2 separate regions of the Homo sapiens genome follow, and region 2 is linked to region 1. A link is a loop called in an ENCODE intact Hi-C map of the cell type or tissue named here. Cell type or tissue: MCF 10A. All regions are shown on one strand. Each heading gives the region's core, and the rest is flanking DNA. Links, peaks and the distances in the headings are about the cores only.

Region 1 (10,447 bases), core at 1,374-9,373:
ACCCGTCCCTACTGCTTACACTCTCGCTAATCCGTTAATCTGCAGTATGAGTACTTGTAGTGGAAACTGCTGACACTTTTCTCAAACTGCAAAGCAATTACATATAAATTTAAGGGGCACATTGCAACAATGCTTCCTATCATTTAGCACTTTACAATCTGTACCTCACTCCTGGGTTCAATTTCTTTCTTTTTGAAGTGCATTTTTTAGTAGTTCCAACTACTAATCATCAACTTTGTTTTTTATCTACAACCTTTATTTCACTTACTTTTGAGATGGAGTCTCGCTCCGTCGCCAGGCTGGAATACAATGGCGCAACCTCAGCTCACTCCAATCTCCGCCTCCAGGGTTCAAGCAATTGTCCTGCTTCAGCCTCCCAAGTAGCTGGGACTGCAGGTGCATGCCACTGTGCCCAGCTAATTTTTGTATTTTTAGTAAAGATGGCATTTCACCATGTTGGTCAGGATGGTCTCGATCTCTTGACCTCGTGATCTGCCCACCTTGGCCTCCCAAAGTGCTGGGATTACAGGCATGAGCCACCACACCCAGCCATTTCATTTACTCTTGAGTATCATAATACTTTATATGGACATGGAATTCTAGGTTGGTAGTGGATTTCCACTTCCAGCCTTTGATGTTATTATTCAATCATCTTCTGCTATGAACAAAATGCCTGCCAGTCTAGACATCAACTTTCCTCAGACTGCTTTCCTCTTATTTTCTAAGGCTTCATCTACAATATGTCTAGGTATGAATTTATTTTTATTTATCCTGTGTGGGGTTTACTACGGTTCTTGAAACTAAGAGCTCAGGCAGAACTTGTATTGATTATGAAAACTTCTCAGCCATTCTATCTTCTAATAGTGTCTCTCCTACTCTATTTCCTCTTTCTGGAAGCTCACAGAAGGTAATATGAGACTTCCTCATTCTAAAGTTCATGAATTGTAACCACTCATTTTCCATTTCTTTATCCCTTATTACTGTATTCGAAGAAATTTCCTCAGATCTCCTTTAAAAATCTATTGATTTTTCAATACAGTTTTTATCTTCAATTATATCTACCTGGCTCTTTAACCTGTCCATTGAGGTTATTTTTTTTAAAAAAAAACACTTAATGACCATTATTTTCATTTCTAGAAGTCCTACTGGGTTCTTTTCCAACTCCATGTTATTTTTCTAATCTGTGCTCTTTCATTATGATCTTACCCCTTTCATCTCTCATAATTTTAAGCAATTAATCTCTTTCATATATCCTATCATCTCAATCTCCTGGAATACTATTCATCTGCTAACTCTCCTTCACGGTGATTCATTTCCTTGTGTAGCTGGGCAATTTTTGTATTGCAAGCTCATCTATAGCATGACTTGTTTCTTCTGCAAGAGTCTTAGATTTTTAATTTGCTCTGCAGGTCAGTTTCAGACCTGAGGGCTCTATTCATTTCCATAGTTCTAGACCAGATTTTATGCTAATTTGTCTCAGCTTGAAGGTTAGTTGCACTATAAGAAATGTTAAATTTGAATCCACCCCAATTATGAGGTGCAATCTTGGAGTTTAGATGTCCCTTTTTTATTCCTAATGATCACAACCCCAGGAGGACAGCAAGTTTCCTACACTTTCCCAAACCAGTAGGCAAAGTTTTTCTAGTTCTCTTTTCACAGATGGAAAAGCCCTTCAAGGTTTGATGCTAGAGAACCTTTACTCCACCTTCCAAGTCTATGCAGACCCAAGGCCATGCCTCCTACTCCTCCATGAGACCCTCAGGACTAAGCCATTGGGGCGTGTATTCAGATCAGAAACCACCACAGGCCTTGAGCTCCTGATTAACGCCCTAGCTCTGAATTTTCTGTTCATAGCTGGCACCTAGGGATTCCCTGGTATTTTAAACTTCAGAAACGCTTGTTTGTTCTTGTTATATTTTGTCCACAGTTTCTGTGTGTTTATAGCAGGGTGGTGAAGGGAGTCCTCCACATTCAGCTTTGGTGACAATGTTGCTAGAAGCCTCCACGAGTCGCAACATATGAAACAGAAATGATCACTTCAGAGAATTGTGATAATTACTTACCATTCTGCCAAATGACAATTTTTTTTCCCAGCCTCAATAATAGATTTCAAATTTGGAAAAAATATTCCCAAGGTATTTTAAGATCATTTTTGTCACTATGCATTTCAAATGCCTCCATAGTTCTCTTTCCTTGAGAATTTCAATAGAACAAGAACATACCGGTTGACTCTTTTCTCCCTACCCATTCATTCCATAATGAACTTCAATCTACTTTATACTCCTAGAACTCCAGTGAGATTGAGCTCAAAAAGATCACCATTACCCATGTAATCAACAAATCCAATGGCCTTTTGTTCTCATCTATTTACCTCTCTAAGCAAGACTGACCATTCCATTTTTTCCATCCCAATACTACTGCAGTTCAAATATTATTTCTATATTATCATAACCATTCCCTAACTCATCTCCATCACTCTACTCTCCCCCCAGGCCCATCGCCCTGCAATTTATCCAGGTTGTATCCCAGCCAGGCTAATATTAGTATAATACCTCTCCAGTTATGTCAACTGTCCATACTCCCCACTCTACTACCGTGACTCATCACTCCCTAATATTACAGGAAAAGAAAAGATAAATAAGGCAGGATTCCTCTACACAAAAGAATAAATAACACCACCTAACACTTACTGGATGCATGCTATGTACTTGGTAATGCGATAAAAACACCTTACCTACAATCATATCAATCAGCCCTCACAACAACTACAGGAAGCAGGCAGAATCATTACACAATTCTTCAGGGATAAGAAAAGTCAAGATTAATGAAGATTAAGTAGCCAACCCAAGGATGCAAAGCTAGCAAGTGGTTAACTTTGTTTTATTTTATGCCAAGCCTATCCTCTTAAACAGTATGCTATACTGTCTCCACAAATATTTATACCAAAAGCCCAGACCCTCCTCTGGTTGCAAAATTCATCTATCCACACAACTTAACAGCTCTGTCTAGATGCCTCAAAGGTCCCTCACATTAATAAATTCAAAACCAAACTAATGATCATGCTGCCCAGAGGTGGTCCAACCTCAGTGAATGGTTATACTAGCCAACTAGTCATGCAAGCCAGAAACCTGGACGTCACCTTTGATGTTTTCTCATTCACCTTCCATACCCAACCCATGACCAAATCCCATGTATTTTTTGCCTCTTAAATCCCTCTCTAGTGCATCTACCTCTCTCCATCTCCAGCACCACCACCTAGCCCAAGCTGCTACTTTCTCTCACCTCAATTGTTGTTACAGTCCAACACATCTACAGTCATTCATTCTGGTTTCTTCCAACCCATTCTCAATTTTGCAACAAAAATAATGGTTTATTCCCCCCACTCAAGATGACTTTAAAATACAAATCTGATCATTTCACAGATTTTGGACTCAGCACCAAAGCTTTAAGTCTATCTTTGAGGGTCTGAAGCAATAGGAATGCAAAGAGTGGTGACAGCTGGGTTTCAGCCACAAAAAGAAAGCAATTTCCAGTGAATCCAGAATGATGCCAGCACAGACACAGAAGCAAACTGAGAGATGATGGCCAAAAGGACAGTACCCGGGAGCTTTTGAGCATGTGGCTCTAGTTATTCCCTAGGTGGAAGTGAATACTAAACTTGCCAAATGTAAAGAAATTCTCCTAATTATACTGTGATACCCCAGGACTCCTACAATAAAATCCTTTTTTTCTTAAGTAGTTCAGACTGAGTTTCTAGCTTGCAACCAGGAGTTTTAGCTAAGACAACCATTTTAGAAGAGCCAAGACAGCACGCTTAGAAAAAGGGAATATGCCTACAAGGCAAAAATAAAACAAATTCTACATAGAGTAAAAATACCTTTGGCCGGCAAATACATAAATATGCTTAATGTTTGTGAACTCATGTATCTCTTCCTTTTAAAGGTGTTACATAAAATGCTTTAGGGTAACAGCCATGTTTTCTTTTATGTTCTGCAAATCATTACAGCTTACTGTAAGAGCTGAATAAATGCTGAATAAAAAAAATCAGAAGTAAAAGCATGACTATACAATAATATAAATCAAAGTTGCATCCCTGGAAACTTGCTCCCTTTGGGAACAGTTTATACACTCATGTAAAAAAAAAAAAAAAAAATCTTTTTCTAGTGACACTCTGCCACTATTCTATTACCTGGTTTTGATTTCACATAGCTGGGTATTATAAACTCGCCTTGCTCTTAGCCAGAAATTGTACATGTTACCTAAGCATACTAAAAAGTGGTGAATCATGGAAGGAAAAAAAAAAAAAACTTGGCTGTGGAAACCACAGATTATATCCTATATGAACACTTTTTCTGTTGCCATCTGGTGGTTTGTGTATAAAAATCAACACTGACATCCATTGTATAGAAGGGCTTGGTCATACCCTATCAAAATCTCTTTCATTCTTTTTGCATCGCGCCTAACACCTAGAGAGAAGACAAAACTGACCTTCACTTTGAAAACAGGCTCACAAACACACAAAATAAATTAAGGATCACACCAGAGAGAGGGACTCACAAATACTACCACCTGTGGAAATCAGCACCCTTAGTTAAGTATGATAGGTTATACCTTTATGATACAAAATCCCTCCTTACTCTAAAACTGAAATATATTCTAATTAGCCTGCTTGGGTTGCTAAAATTCCTGCTACCAACTATTCTTAATAAAGGCAACTACCAGAGCTCCCCAAGTTTCCATATTCCTCCCCAAATCACCATAGTCATTACGTGGTTATCTCCCTCTATTTTTTTCTCATTGGAAAGACTATTCATCGTTGTAAAATTAAGCTTACACACTTGAGAGCTTCCAACCCCCTCAAGGTAAAGAATTAGGTCTAGAATACCATGGAGAGTTATAGAAAGGAGAAAAGGCAACCAAACACTGCACAAAGACTAATTCTACGTAATAATATGGACCCCAGGGTCTAGCCCATTCTTTGAACCCACAACTCTAAAGCCTAGCCTTATCCATTTAAAAAAAATTTTTTTGAAAATGAACCAAAGCCAAAAACACTGCAGAAACTATAGTCTTACCCATGTTCATCTACCTAATCTCCAAAAATCAGAAATAGATTTACCTGACTATCTGTTTTCAAGAAATTGGACTATTTAATTGATAGCTGTTATCTTCACTAGACATTGTCTGTATATCAATAAAGTGCCAGTTAAGCCTGTTAAAGTGAAAAATTACTGTGTTAATTTTAAAGACCCTTTGTTTTACTAAAAGCCCCTAATGAAGACAATTAAACCAACATAACATTATGTTAAGCACAAAAACAGACATCTACTAATCTCTTTCATTACTGATGGTCACTGTACAGTAAATATAAACATTCTCATCCATCGCCATTTTCTCATATCTTTTTAAGTTTCTCACTGCATTAATTACCTCCAGATTTGTTAGCCTTGCCCCTTCTTCCAGCCATGTATATAAATAAGCATCTCACATTTTAAGAAAATTTATTTCTCCAAATTTCAGGCTTATACTGATAAATTATGGCACCAATTTGTTTTACAGAACCTAAAATTTTGAACATGAACCATTTTTAGGCTAGAGTAAATATATCATGTGTTAGACGGCAGCACCTAAGGAGAAATACTACATTGCATCTTAGTTGTCTTCAACATTGTAAATACTCTGAGAAAAGTAAAATGAAGAAAATTAGGTTCTAAGCTAAGACATATGGAGTTACAGAATCCCCAGACAGGAGACACATGCAGACTCTAGTGAAGGGCAGAAAGGAAGACAACATATAGAAGATCAGAGAATCAGAGTAGAACAATTCTGAACATCTAGTCTAATCCCTCCTTTTATAGGTGAGAAAACAGACTCAGAGAGACTAATAGACTTCCTCATATTGCACAGTAGTTACAGAATGAAGTATAAACGAGGCCTACTGATACTTAGCCCAATGTCTTTTCCATTTACTATATCCATGTTTCTAGGAAAGCTTTATAAAAACTGCTTTCATTCCCACAATACCCACAGGAGATTGGTATCAGGCTGATGGAATGAGTTTCTGGCTTTGGAGCTTTCTGTCAGGAAGCCAACCACCTAAACACTAGAATTGCACATACATAAACAAGGGTTCCCTACAGCAATGCTCCCATAATAATCATGATTTTTGTATTTGGATTTAGTGGCAACACTGTTCACATAATGAAGCTCTAAGAGTAGTAACCTCTCCAGAACAGATCTCAGGTATAGGATCAATAACTGGCAGGTAGGTATCTAACTGTGACAGACTTTTGCATTTCAGGGATTCACTGAAGAACCTATAGCTTCTTTCTACTTGCTACCATAGGATGGCAGGAGGTGCCATATTTGCTGTCCCAACTGACAAAATATGTCCTCCCTCAGGATTATGGCTACGAACGTTTATGCCCTTTTTTTAAAAAAAAGAGGTGTACATACTTAGGGGGAAATTTAAGATAATGCCTTACAGAAATGAAGTCAAATAAAATTTTAGAAACTATGCAAATTAAAATGCTCGGTTACTTTGGGTTAAATGTATAATTGGGTACCAGGAGTATTTAATCAAATAACAAAACATCAATAGCTTTCTTTTGTAAATAAACCTTAATTTTTCTTTATACTACACCTTTCAATGTGATTTTCATTCCCCACCTTGAGCTTAATTCAACTTTCAACGCATTTGGACCTGGAGGTCTACTCTCATAACTACCACTTTCTTTACTTCTTAGAGAAATTTAAGCCGTGACCTAATCAGAATCCTCACTTTGTGTCCATTCCATTCTCTAGTTTCAGTCAGCTGACATTACCAGTCTCTGATCTCTGGGACACCGTAAGGCAGGCAGGCAGAAAGACACTACATGCCACACACCTCTGCCACCTTAGACGCCAAATCCTATGTATTCCAATACAAGCAATACAGGGGCTCTGAGGATGGAAATAACATAAAGGCAACTGGTAGGGAGAATTAAACTACACAGTCTTACCTGATATCACTTAATTACCCACTTAACTTGCAGCCTTCCACGTTGTTTTATCTCAGTATTTGAGGGCCCAGGAAACTTCTGGTTAGGTATAAACCCCAGTATAGCCTAAACTTAACTGTTTACATAAAATGTGTGCTAAGGCAAACTAATAAAAGATCAGTACCTTACAAACTCCACCTCCTTTAGTTAAAGGACTCAAATTCATACACTTCAGTGCAGATAAAAGAATTTTCCAAATGTTCCTCAAATAAATAGTTGGTGCACTCCCAGTAGTCCATTCTGGGGTGGTCTAATCTCTGCCAACAGACCATCATGAAGCTGGAATTCATGTTATGTTATGAAAGAAAAATTGGGGTAGGGGAATACATCAAAATGGTGATAGTCATTTTCTTAGAGGAGACGAATGTGTAGATGGAAGGGGTTACATACATCCCTCATCTCTATTTTCCAAATTATGTAATTTTTATTTTGCAATCATAATCGTAAATAAGGTTTATCTAAAACTTGAGGTCAGATTACTCAATACTGTTTTTAGAAAATATCAACCACCGTCTTTCCCTTTGGTACAGATCTGATTGCTGCCCATTTTTCCCTCTCCTTATAAAGGCAGAGGCTACATGGGAAACGCTCCAGCCCAGGGGTTATGAACTCAAGTTATGTTCAGACTCTGGATCAGACTTTTCATTCTGGCATCACCACTCCTGGTCCTGGGACCTCAGGAAAGTTAGTTAACATCTGAATGCCTCAGTTTTCCCATAGGTAAGATGAGAACAAAAATGCTGTCTACCTCTCAGGAGCTGCTGTGAAGAATAAATGAGCACTTAGTGCTTGGCACGTAAAGGTTCAATAAAGGACAGCTACAGGTGGCTATGCAGACTGCATAGAGGGTAATAACTGCTTATTGTTGGATTTGGAAGACAGTAACCAACCAAGAGACCAGTTGTCTGTTAAATACCCAGTGGCCTAATAAAATTTAATTAACTATCTGAGCACTCACTAAGCAAGACTCTTTATTAAGATGATATTCAAGTAAGGGAGTCTAGAACTCAAGTTCCAGTTGAAACTCAAATTACAAAGTTGTAAAGGGAGTAGGTTAGGAGGAGGGGAAGCAAAGTACTTCTGGATTAATGGAAAGCAACATGGGCCCAAAAGGAAGCTAGATTTGTAGTGAACTCAACACTCTAGCAAACAAGTGGCAGAAATGCCTAATTAGTACACCCTGTCCAAGGCTGGGAATTGGCCTGAGAAAAGTGACCCAGACCACAGAAAAATCAGGCTAAGGATGACAGAGAAATTGAGTGACATTATGGGATTAACCAACACGAGGATTAAAAATAAAAAATAAAAAAAGTAACACAAACATACAAGAATCACTTGAGGAGTTTTTAAATGCATGCTTCTGAGAACCAACTGGTCTGAGGTGGAGTCCAGATAACTGTATTTTAAATTTTCACCAGTGATTCCGATGTACACCTCAGGCAGCACAAAGCAGGGGCTCAACAGTTTCAGTAGGAATAAACGATACATAAGTGAAAAGCTAGTGTACTCTGTTGAGTTTCAAATCATGAACCTGGAACAGGTGTAAGTGAACACAGGCCCAAGGTCCATAAAAGTCACTGCAATTGTTGGGGGAGGACAATAAGCCCAGGAAGGCATGAAAGGGAAATCAAGCCATGTGGCCTCACGTAAAACCATTAGAGCAGTGGTTCTCAAACTTGGCTAAACATGAGAATCACCTGGAGGGAGGAGGGGGTGTCTCAGCATCCTGATGCCCAGATCAAACCTCAAGTTTATTAAAACCAATTCTAGGAGTGACATCCAGGCATCAGAAGTTTAAAGCTCCAGGTGATTCCAATGTGCAACCAAGTTTGAGAAACACTGGGCTAGAGAGTTTCCAGGAAGTCAGCAGGTGTCTGGAATAGGGGGAAACACAAGGTAATAAGTGAGTAGTTCTCGAATTCCAATGTGTATTATAATCACATGGAAAGCAAATGTGGCTCATGGAAGAGGAAGAGTAGGTACTCTACAGCTTCATCAAATTCCCCAGGTGATTCTAACACATACCAAAGCTGGAGAACCATAGGTCCAAGTGGAGACAATTTCAAATGAGAAACTGAGGACTATGAACAAACAGCCCCATGGACAAGAACATTCCTATCCTTTCTAGGCCTGAGGAATGCAAGCTGAATCTAGGAGGTCTACTGAACACTGCCAGAATCAGTAAGCCTGTAAAGAGTCCAGCAGTAAAGCTAAAGGCACCACGGACTTCACACATAAGACTGCTTATACATCTTTAGCCTCAGAAGTCATCCTTCCAAACCACTCACAGCTGGCTCCTTGGTGGATGGCATAAAGAAAGCATGTGTTGCCACCTGCCTTCCAGAATTAAAGACTTGGCTTTTTAGGAATCCGGGAAAGTCACAAGCAATTAAACACACAGCAATAAGCAGAGCATACAACTCAGAAATTCTCATCACCGCATAGAAAGAAGAAACTCCAGGGCATATTAAAGTTACATTTGGAAGACCTGAACCTGGCGGTTCCCATCATGATCAGTTACATAGAGGGTCTGTAACCTAGGTTATAAAAATGTAACTTTTACTGATCAATGTCGCACGTTTTTTCTCAAAATACACGACCTAGCCTACTTACATGAGGTGCAGAGAAATTAGTCATAGCTTCACCTAGCTACAATGTAATAATATGGTACTTAGGAGGCGCTCCAACGTAGTGGTAACTATTCCATTTAGAATGTTACATCTGATAAGATTCAAGAGAATGCACTCCTGCACATATGACCAACTCATCATCCCATCAGAAATCTCTTATAACAGCACCAGAATTTTCATTTTCAAGATACATGAGCTTTTGTCAAATGGTGACATCTCCTCTGTAATATGAATTTTCAATACGATATAAAAAAAGATGGATATATTACACATTTCACAGAGCAAAGAGAACAGAAACCCGTCAATGAACTTAAAATTTGTGACAACCTATCTGAAATTTTACACTAAAAGATCTGTACACTTTCATAAGCCATATAAATGTAAAACAGGTACCAATGTTTTTACTGCCAAAAAGGAATAAAATATTCCTAACAAAGTTCGGTTGTTGCCTTAATATATTTTTAAAATGTATTTTCATTAACATTTCAGTTGTTAAAATGCAATGCTTTACACAACCTTCAAAGTGCAACTGATAAAAACTTGAAATCTATGTAATATACTTCAAAACAAAGCCACTGGCAGATTTTTTCCCCACCATTTCAGTCTGTGCACCAATCTTCAAATGTATGAACGTACAGGTCTTAGTGCAAAATGCAAGTCACTGTTTAAAAAAAGAAAACTTAATAAACACATTATTTTAAAGGTCATCCTAAGTGATTTAGATTTCTTCACTTGAACCTGGTTGCTCTAACAATCTACAGATCCCACTGTACAAAA
Region 2 (10,447 bases), core at 1,226-9,225, 130 kb before region 1:
ACATCATGTTCTGCTGTGGTTTAGCTGAACTTGAAATAATCAGTTTGCACTTTATTATACAACTTCCAATGGTGATATCACTAGCCTGATGACAATACATTTATAAGAAAGAATCTAAAAATAAAAGCCATTACGCTGCTGACCACCAAATAAAAACAGATTTACTATCTTCAAGGTCACTCAGAGCTGAATTTAACAAATTCAGTTTCCCCTTCGCAATTACAAATGAAGAAAGTAAGCACAAATCAAACCAGCATGGAGGCTAGTGTGGCTCCAATTAATGCCGGCTGTATGAGAAACATTTAAACTTGGAATTCAGCTAGCACTATGGATTTTGTAACTAGTCATCATCTCCTTCATTAATAAGCAGTTAGTGACAAAATCAGATCACATCATCTGTGCAGTTAATTACAAGCTGGAAAATATTCAGGGTATACAAATTTTATTAGCATGGCTGACATCTGTCAACTATTTTGGTTAATTACTCTTGAATTTGGATTCTAGTCTTCAACTATTCCAAATTTTAATATATTTGACATAAACGGTTTGCAAGCTACCATTATCTCTGTTGAGTATTTTTACCTTATTCCTATTCTAAAATTGTCAAACATAAGTAGTGTTAGCTCTCATGCTGACATAGTTCTTGTAGCTAAATAAAATAAACTGTTAATTAGTACAATGCTATCTACCACAAGGTTAAGTTTTTTTGTTAATGCTTATTAAATATTCTCTGCATTGCTATATAGAACATAAAATATCTTGAACTCTCTTAATTACATGTTAAGGATATAACCCTGAAACTTTTCTCTTTACTTGGGAGGGAAAAAAAAAAAAAGCACTTAGATTTTTATTTTTACAGGCTGGATATGGATAGGGTATTGTGTTGCTTTATAAGTAAACATGCTTCCCACACCTCATCTAATCTACACATCCTTTATAGAGCAGGCTTCTTGGGAGAAATTAGTTTTTAAATGAAAGAAGACTGGGGCAAAACGAAAAGATCAAAAGTGTTCGGAGGGAATGGAAGAGACAGAACACAGTGAGTAGAACAAGTAATTCACAGAAAGTAAAGCAAAAGCAGTTCACTCAACAGTTTACATTTCACAGGTAGTCACTGGCAACAAGAACACACAAAAGGAAAAAGGAAAAATGGAGAAAATATGCTAAAAACAAAACATATCAAGTGCACTAAACTTGTACAATTACTCACTTTTAATTTCCCCATGTTACTATAATAATTTTCCATATTCTCAAAGAAAATAGGCTTAGAGAAACTAAGTGAATCCCTAAATTTGAAAAGTTAGAAAAGGGCAGAGTGGTGATTTGAACTCAGGCAGGTTGACTTCATGCCCTCAACCACAATACAACCTTGTTTCCAAAATGTATATTCTCCACTTAAAAGAGAGGTCTTAGGAGGATAGTGTAGGCTCACTCTCAAGGATAAATATGTCCTGAACTGTCTTTCAGAAAGGGTTAATTTGCAATGACCCAGTTACCATTCCATTTGTGGTCTTTATGTAACTGATCAACATGGGTGTCACCTATGGTGGTAATGAATGATCCAGCTACCTGACACATACACGAGTTGAACCTTGGCTTCCTTACTATAATCAATACTCCTTTAGAAAAATGCGGAGCTTTAACATGAAAGGCTATGTGCTATAAAAGACATGGCTATCTAAGTACATATGGCACCCTGATCTCTTTCCTTCATAACTAGAATTAGGCTGCTCCCAATAATAATGGCTTAATCTTCTTTTTTGGAGAATGTGGATATTCCTGAACCTCTGGCTTAAATCTATCATAATCTCACCCAAAATGCCCACCATCTGGCAGGTACCAGCAGGCTAGGTGAGTACACGTAACGGTCAACTGGCATCTGTGGCGTGAGGATGCTTGTGGAGAGCTGCTCTGGATAAGGCATCCCGTATTCATACCTATCATATTAAGTGGGGATTTTGTGGAGAATCACTCAGGCAAATCAAGCAAAAAGACCAATTCCCAGTGTTCTGCTTAATGTAATTTCAAGGTACCCTAAGTATCACTTTTGGTTTATGATCGGTGACACTGAGTGGTTTACATTTTAAACGCAGATAATGGTTTTACATGTGAGAGACTCAGAAATGACTCGATGTTGTTAAGATGTCTATTCTACCCAAATTGATTTACAAGATCCAATGCAATCCCAGTCAAAATCTCAGGATATCTTTTGGTAGAAACTAACAAGCTGTTTCTAAAAAGGAAAACAAAGTTGGGAGGCTAATGATACCTGACTTCAGGAATTATGATGAAGTGACAGCAATCAAAATAGAGTGGTTGCAAAGAGACACAAATGTATCAACGGAACAAAACAGAGTCCAAAAATAGATCCACACATACATGGACAAGTGATTTCCAAGAAAGTGAATAGGCAATTCAGTGAAGGAAGGGAAGCCTTTTCAACAAATGGTGCTGGAACAATTCATGTACACACACAAAAAGAGATTTTGGTTTTTTTTTGTTTGTTTTTTGTTTTTTTGAGATTTTGGATCCACACATGTCATGATGTACAAGAGTCCTCCTTATCTGCAAGAGATACATTCAAAGGCCCCAGTCAATGCCTGAAACCAGATAGTACTGAACCCTATATATACTGTTTTTTCCTATTCATATTTACCTATGATACAGTTTAATTTATAAATCATAAAATAAAATATTAACAATAACTAGTAATAAAATAGAATTATAACATACTGTAATAATAGTTATGTGAACATGGGCTGTCTCAAAATATTTCACTGTACTATACTCACCTTTCTTCTTGTAATGATGTGACATGGTACAATGCCTATGTAATGAGATGAAGTAGGGTGAAAGACGTATGCATTGTGACGCAGCATTAGGCTACTACTGATTATCTGTATTCTTGAATCTGTGTAACTATCCCTCACTTGGTGTAACTCATTTCAAGGGATCCCTTGCTCAAGTCGTCATATAGGCTGAATGATTCTGGCACAACACATTGCTGTCAATTGGAACATCTTTTTGGTTCGTATCTTCCACTCACAAATTTACCTTTCCACCTTAACTAAGCACTTAATACACATTGTGGCCATAACTTTTGCAGTTTGAGGTGCAACAGCAAGACCAGCATAAATTTACTTGTCCTGTTTCACAATTTCATGGATAGATTTGTTCTTAATCTTAGCAACCTCAGCATATTTTTCTCTTTCCTTCTTAAGTCAAGAACGTTCACCTTTTCATTTAAAGGAAGCACTTTCTATCTTCTCTCTGGCACATCCTAATTGCCAACAACACTACTCCTATACTTTGTGGTCATTATTAATTAAAATAAGGGTTACTTGAACACAAGCACTGAGATACTGCAACAGTTGATCTGATCACTGTGAACCTCAAAGAGCAAATCCCTCAAGATGAATCCTGAGGGGCTAACTGAGTCTAATGGTCACACATGTACCCCAAGTTTCCAGAAAACCTACACATCTGTTTAACTCCGAACCTTCGCAGCTTACCATTCCTGTTCAGGCCACCTGAACCAACAGACTGTATAGCCTGCACCAACCAATCAGAAATCACTTGCACTGAGCAACCTGAACTAAGCAAGGTGGACTCCTTCATTTGAAAAAATATACCTGAATGCAAACCTGGGCAGAAAGATGCTCTATAAAAGCTCCATCCTTCCTTTGTTCTCTGGAATACACCTTCATTTTACAGGGCACAAGGGATGGTGCGAGATTCCATCACACTACTCAGGACGGTGCACAATTTAAAACTGATGAATTATTTACTTCCGGATTTCCATTTAATGTTTTCGGACCACAGGTGACTGAAACTACAAAAAAATGAATATGCAGGTGAGAGGGGACTACTGTGAATATGTCAAAGCATATCAAATTATATATCTTAAATATTTCCCATTTACTATATTTCAATTATATCTCCATAGAGCTATAACTTAAAAAAAAAGTCCAGCACAGGGTAGTTTGGGAGTTAATGTAATTATTATCCCAATCTGACCTGCCTCAGGGCATCTGAGGACAGCACAGTGCCCTCTAGTAAGCAAGGAGGTCTTCAAGGGTGTAGTTAAAGCTGTCATGGCCATTCTCACTATCTTCCTCCCACAAAGCTGGTGGCTTTAAATCATGATCATAAAGCTAAATCATGTATAAATGACAATGTTTTTTCTGTTCTATAAAGCAAGCTGTATCTTATCCAAAAGTGCATCAGATCATTAAGAAACAAATTCAAAAAGAGAAATGTACTGACTTTTTAAATCCCATTAGAAAGTATTAACTATGCCATCCCAGGACATTCCCACAACAGTGACTCACAGAGGCATTCCCTTACAGATTCAGAATGAGTAGTATGTTGCAATCTGGATTTAGCTTATGCTTCTTGGCACATTAACTGATTGCTGTCCACTGAGTCTTAGGAAAGGTTGACCAAACCCGAAACAATCTAACATTACTCTTCACTAGTGCTCTAGAGGCTTGTAAGGAGCGCAACAGTAGTCTCTAGAGGAACAGCTGCATCCGGAGCTTGCATGCTACTCATATATGATGACTTGAGAAACATTAGCTTTATTGGTTTTTAAGCAAGAAAGCGACACACGTTTTAGATGAAATGTTCACTCAGGGGAAATAAAAGAGTTTATTTATCTAAATAGGTTAACTATATTGTGTCTAACCACCACCCCAAAAATGTGATGAACTGCACATTTGAGATGTTGGATAATTAATAGAAAGGGGGGCCGGGCATGGTGATTCACACCTGTAATCCCAGCACTTTGGGAGGCTGAGGCAGGCTGATCACGAGAGGTCAGGAGTTTGAGACCAGCCTGGCCAACGTGGTAAAACCCCATCTCTACTAAAAATACAAAAGTGAGCTGGGCGTGGTAGCAGGCAACAGTAATCCCAACTACTCGGGAGGCTGAGGCAGGAGAATCACTTCAACCCAGGAGGCAGAGGTTGCAGTGAGCCAAGATCGCACCACTGCACTCCAGCCTGGGCAACAAGAGTGAAACTCCATCTCAAAAAAAAAAAAAAAAAAAATATTAATACAAAGGGGAAGAAAACAGGGTTGCTGCCAATGATGGAACTTAGTAAAGTATAAACTTTTCAGGATAAAGACAGATGAGTTGTTTGAAGTGAAAGGAGAAGATTCCAAGGACAGAAAGATTAAGAGTTTACTGAGGAAAGAAAGAATCAAAAACTTGGGTTGGCAATAGAGATGAGAGGTCCCACACCAACTAAGTGACAGCCCCAGATTGAAGCCAGACACCGTCCACTCCAGAGCCCATGTTCTTAACCATCCTACTGACCAACTCCTGCATGCCATCAGCAGCACTGACACATGGGCCTTCACAATGGACACTTCATGAGACTGGCAGTGTCTCTGCAGCTGTCCTCACTGTGTAGACAGCACAGATAAGACAGAAATAGCGGCCACAGAAAACGTAACATTTATGAAGCTTCTCTCATATGTAAATGTTAGAATCTAGAATACATCATTGTAAAGAAGAAATTATTTCGAATACACAGCATATTCTATTTTCTCTGTCTTCACATGAAGGTGATAGATATAGCAGAGACAACAGGCACATACTATAAAATGATTACCCTAGTTAAATGTTTTTATGCAGAAGTCATATTCATTGGGAATATAAAATAATATAGGTCTTAGCAGCAAACGTTCAGTTTAGTATTAACTATGATACATAAAATAAAATGAACAAAAAGACCATGCAATGCAGAACATTAAAAGCACTCTGGGGCAAAGGCAGGATGCAGGGGGCTAGGTCAAGAGATCTGGGGTGCGGGTTAGCTGTAAATAACTTAATTATTCCAAGTCCATTTCTTCATCTATAAAATGCAGAATAATTCCACTTGCCCCAACAATGTCTCAGGTCTTAGAGGATTAAATGAGAGAGTGTAAAAGAAACTGCCAAGGCTCATACACAAACGTAGGGGGAGTATTCTCATTACCACTGCGTTCTCTCTTTCAGAGATGTCAACTACGTAATCCCTTCACTTGGTTTCAGTACTACAAAAGATGGAACTTCTATTCAGCCAAAGCTTCCACTAAGGTATCTGAATAATTTTTTGGTATCCTTAATCATATCTAATTTTTTTAGTATTATTAATTTTTTGGCAGAGACAGGATCCGACTCTGTCACCCAGGCTGGAGTGCAGTGGCACGATCACAGCTCACTGAAACCTGAAACTCCTAGCCCTGCCCCCTGAAATAGGTGGGACTACAGGCGCGCACCATCACATCCAGCTAACTTTATTTTTTGTAGAGAAGGGGTCTTGCTGTTGCCCAGGCTGATCTCAAACTCCTGACCTCAAGCAATCTTCCCACCTCAGCTTCCCAAAGCTCTGAGATTACAAGTGTGAGCCACTGCACCCAGCCGATCACACGTAATTTTGACTGCTGGCACATGAAATAGAGGATTACTGGTTTGTAAATTTTCACATCTTTTTTTAAAGTTTGCTCTCTACACACTGCAAAACATTAGTGACATTATGCTAAAACATTCTTTATAGAAACTCGCATTTTGTCCTTACAAATGATTACACTGATTTTTTAATTCCACCCCAAGGCCCACCCCTCAAATCTGGGAAATAACAATGTTATAAGACTTTTTAAGAGAAAAAAAAACTTTTATTACTTACCACTCAGGTTTTCAGACATATTTTTTGCATTGGAATATCTCCTTTCACCCCTGAAGGGTACTGAACAATAAAGGTGAAGGACTACAGTAAAATGTCCCGTATTGATTTTTAAAGGATGTATTAATCGTCTTTTAGTGTCATGAGATCATGTGGAAAGAAAAGCAATGTGAAATCAGACCAGGCTCTCCTGGACTGATAGAGGAGCAGCCGCTGCCCCTTACATATATAACCCAGGAAATTTTTTTTATTGTGACTAATCCGTTAGACATTCTATGTTCTACATTTTTTGCTCAATAAAATAAATAAATAATGAGGTAAAGATACACTTTCATTACAGAACATTCTATTGTCTATGTAGGTTCTTGGGGAGGGTAGACGAGTTTTTAAAAGGCAGTTTAACATTCTTCTGGCTCTTATTCACAACTCTAGACTACAGATTTCAGGGAAAGGGGAAGACAGTGAGGACAAAGAATCTGTTCTAATTTAAACATTCTTCACGATTTAGTGGCAATTACTTCTTTTAAGGTTCAGTCACCTTCAAAATATTACACGATAAAAATAAGAGAAAAATATTACATGGTTCATAGCCAAGAACATTAATAAGAGTACTTTCTAAAGTATAATCATTATTTTCATTTTCTATTTAAAATTTTTCATTTTTTATCACCTCAGTTGCCAAATTTCAATCTTCATTGATTAAAAACACAGCAAAACTCCTTGCATACAGATTTATTCAGGTTTGCAAACATTAAATCATCATTAGATTAGAATGACAAGCATGACAAAATTAATACAGCAGAAGAGGTTCAGGGAAATATAAAATCTAAAATGTATTGAATTAGGTTTTAAATTGAACCCATACAAGCTTAAGTTCAATGAAAACCAATATTGCACACTTTTTAATCAATTATTTCGTAATCATCCCTCTAAATCCTTTAATTTACCGAGAAATCCTATCTAAAAAGTTTTCTAAAGTCAGCCATAAAATACCACTGAAATGCAAATTGGGTCTAAACTTCCACTAAGTCCATCAAATGTCAGCTTACTTCATCAAATCACTTTACATAAATGAATCTTAAAAATGTCTTCAGTGTTCATTAATGTTACAATTAAGAACCATATTATATTGAAAATAAAACAACCTATTTTGAACAATCATGGATTTAAACTCTTTAAAATAACTTATCATGCAAATCACATGATATTAAGCTCATTTATAACTTCTAAACAGAATTTAAACCTCTCCAAAGTTAATGTTTAGGCCAGAGCAACAGTTCTGCTTTTTCAACTACATCCAATAGAAGAACCTTTGTTGCTTCCTTTAACACAATCTTGTTAACAAATGATCACTGGAGAGGTTAGGGCTGGAAATATAAGTTTGAGAGTAAGTAATCATTGTAAATCCATGAGAAAGCATGAGGGACGTAGAGACTGAATACGAGCAGAGCAGAGAACAAGCCACAAGATGTCCCTTAGAAGACAGGCAGTGGGAGTTGGACTTAGGTGGGGCATGTAAAGTAGGATAGAGATGAGTTACCCTTCACTTCCTCTTTAAAAGCCCCCACAGAGTGCAGTGGCTCACTCCTGTAATCCCAGCACTTTGGGAGGCCGAAGCGGGCGGATTGCCTGAGCTCAGGAGTTCGAAACCAGCCTGGACAACACGGTGAAACCCCGTCTCTACTAAAATACAAAATAATAATAATAATAATCATAATCATAATCATAATAATTAGCTGGGCGTGACTGTCTGTGCCTGTAGTCCCAGCTACTCAGGAGCCTGAGGCAGGATAATTGCTTGAACCCGGGAGGCAGAGGTTGCAGTGAGCTGAGATCAAGTCACTGCACTCCAGCCTGGGCAACAAAGCAAGACTCCGTCTCAAAAAAAAAAAAAAAAAAAAAAAAAAAGGCAGTCCCCTTCATAAGTCAAGTATCAAAATAGGTGGATTTGGTGATCACACTGGAATAGATCTCTCCAGTATAATCTGTTTTAATGCCTAATATTTTGCTTTCTCCCAATCACTATCTTCCATAAATAATGAGAAAAAGATTTCAAAAAAAAAAATACAGAGACTTTTGCAAAATTATTAAGAATCACAATAACTAAGAAATCTTTAATTTATTTGAAGCTGAACAAGTTGCAATGAACTAATCAGAAAAAGAATTACATAATTTGGTACTTTTGGGATATAACTTTGTATCTTATTAATGGGATCCAGACGGAGATTTGACAGTTAGGAAAAGTATTCAAAAATTGTTGTAAAATTTTACTTCATCATCTTTCCTCTAGAAAACTCACCTGTGAGATGAGAAAACATGAAATAAACACTGCGATGAAATGGCCAATTCTAACCTGTATCTCAGTTTTCTGGGCTCAATGAGGAGTCTTGGCAGGCTCCACTAGGGTGTGCTCTGTCCCCCCCCATGATTCTATCTACACTCCCTGCAGATGGTTCCAACTCTGAACCCCAAAAGCAGATAGGCCTGGGTTAATGATGGCAACAACTCACACCTCACAGGGAGGCAAATCGAGAGAACTGGTTAAAACCATCCACACTCGGTAAAGTTGGCTTGGGCTGAAACCCCAGCTTGGTTACTTAGCTGGCAAAATGACCTTAGGTGAGCTACTTAACATCTTTGAGCCTGAGCCAGAGATGTCCCATCTACAAAATGGAGATAATACTTAAGGAGCTGTGAGGATTAAAATGAAAAACATGCAAGATCCTTAATAAATGTTAGCTGTAGTTATGACACTCCGTCTTCTCCAAGAGAAGTGGTTGGCACGCGAGCTACGCAAACTTCCTCAGGGTAAACCACAGTGGCGTAGGGCACATAGCCTCAAAACAACAGGGAGGACACCTAAGTAAAAAGTCCACCTCATATACCAAAACCAAGGCGAACAAGGTGGAAATTCTCTTACAGGCTCCTGATGAAAGAAAAATCATGTTGACATATTCATCTGCATTAGAAGAATTTTAAAACATGATTTCCTAATCTTCTCTCCATCACGCTGACTCTTTGGCCTGGTAGAGTGAGTAGTACAGCTACTGAGCCTTCAAAAAGAGAGGAAAAAAAAATCATCACAAAATACGCCAAAATTACCAGCAAGAACAGGTCATAAGATGAGCCCATATGGATAGATTTTGCCTTGTTTCTGTTTCATTGTTGCACCTCCTTCTATTGACTGCACAAATGGAACACTACTTTAAATCATCAGATCTGTGGGATGAAAATTCTTAACACTTCCTTCTTAATGCATTGCGGTAGTTATGCGCAAAGTATCCTAACAAAAGTTAAACTTATTAATAAATCATTATATTTACAATATCATGACTTTCATGTAAAACTGTGTCTAAAACACATATTTCTGAAGTCAACCACGGCTTGTATGTACTCTGTAAGGTTGTCAAGCTTGTGATTTACAAGAGCCATGTTCAAGATGAGAACGTCTCAAATTTACAATAGTATTCTTTTTTCCTCCAAGCACTGACTATTGCTCTTAAAATTTTTCTGAATCAATTGAGCTGGAATGACAAAAAGATTTCCAACATGTTTGTATTTGATGTTGGTCCCTAAAGCCTGCCATACAAAGATTAACCATTTCTTGGCCAGCCAGTCTTTAATGTAGCAATTCACTTAGTCATTGTGCTAGAAAATTGTTTCTATTTCATATAAACCTAAGGAAGAGGAAGAAGAAATAGGGAAAGAGAAAAAGGAGGAGATGCAGACACAGAAAGAGAAAAAGAGGAGAGTTTACCAACCAAATACAATAATCC

The links. A loop is a pair of places that touch in the nucleus more often than their neighbours do. Peaks named below come from ENCODE experiments on the same cell type or tissue, not always from the same donor. Only the 100,000 strongest peaks of a DNase experiment are listed, where the experiment ranks them.
Region 2: a loop joins it to region 1, with 2.6 times the contacts of the local background. A loop is called at or near these places in 6 of 110 quality-filtered maps.

Annotation. Positions count from the first base shown.
Region 1 is chr7:3,303,231-3,313,677 of GRCh38, reverse strand. The region is part of intron 1 of SDK1 (sidekick cell adhesion molecule 1); the gene reads right to left. SDK1-AS1 (SDK1 antisense RNA 1) reads left to right here. Exons shown (of 3, transcript XR_001744897.3): 1 at 1-10,447. Among named protein-coding and RNA genes, the nearest start is that of SDK1, 7.2 kb to the right of the region's middle. In MCF 10A, for the core only: a CTCF peak has its summit at 4,378 (motif pointing left); a DNase peak (open chromatin) is centred at 4,307.
Region 2 is chr7:3,433,454-3,443,900 of GRCh38, reverse strand. The region is part of intron 1 of SDK1 (sidekick cell adhesion molecule 1); the gene reads right to left. LOC124901577 (a long non-coding RNA gene) reads right to left here. Exons shown (of 2, transcript XR_007060196.1): 1 at 9,592-10,447; 2 at 1-3,832. Among named protein-coding and RNA genes, the nearest start is that of SDK1-AS1, 87 kb to the right of the region's middle. In MCF 10A, for the core only: no CTCF peak of the experiment used is centred there; DNase peaks (open chromatin) are centred at 4,410 and 6,980.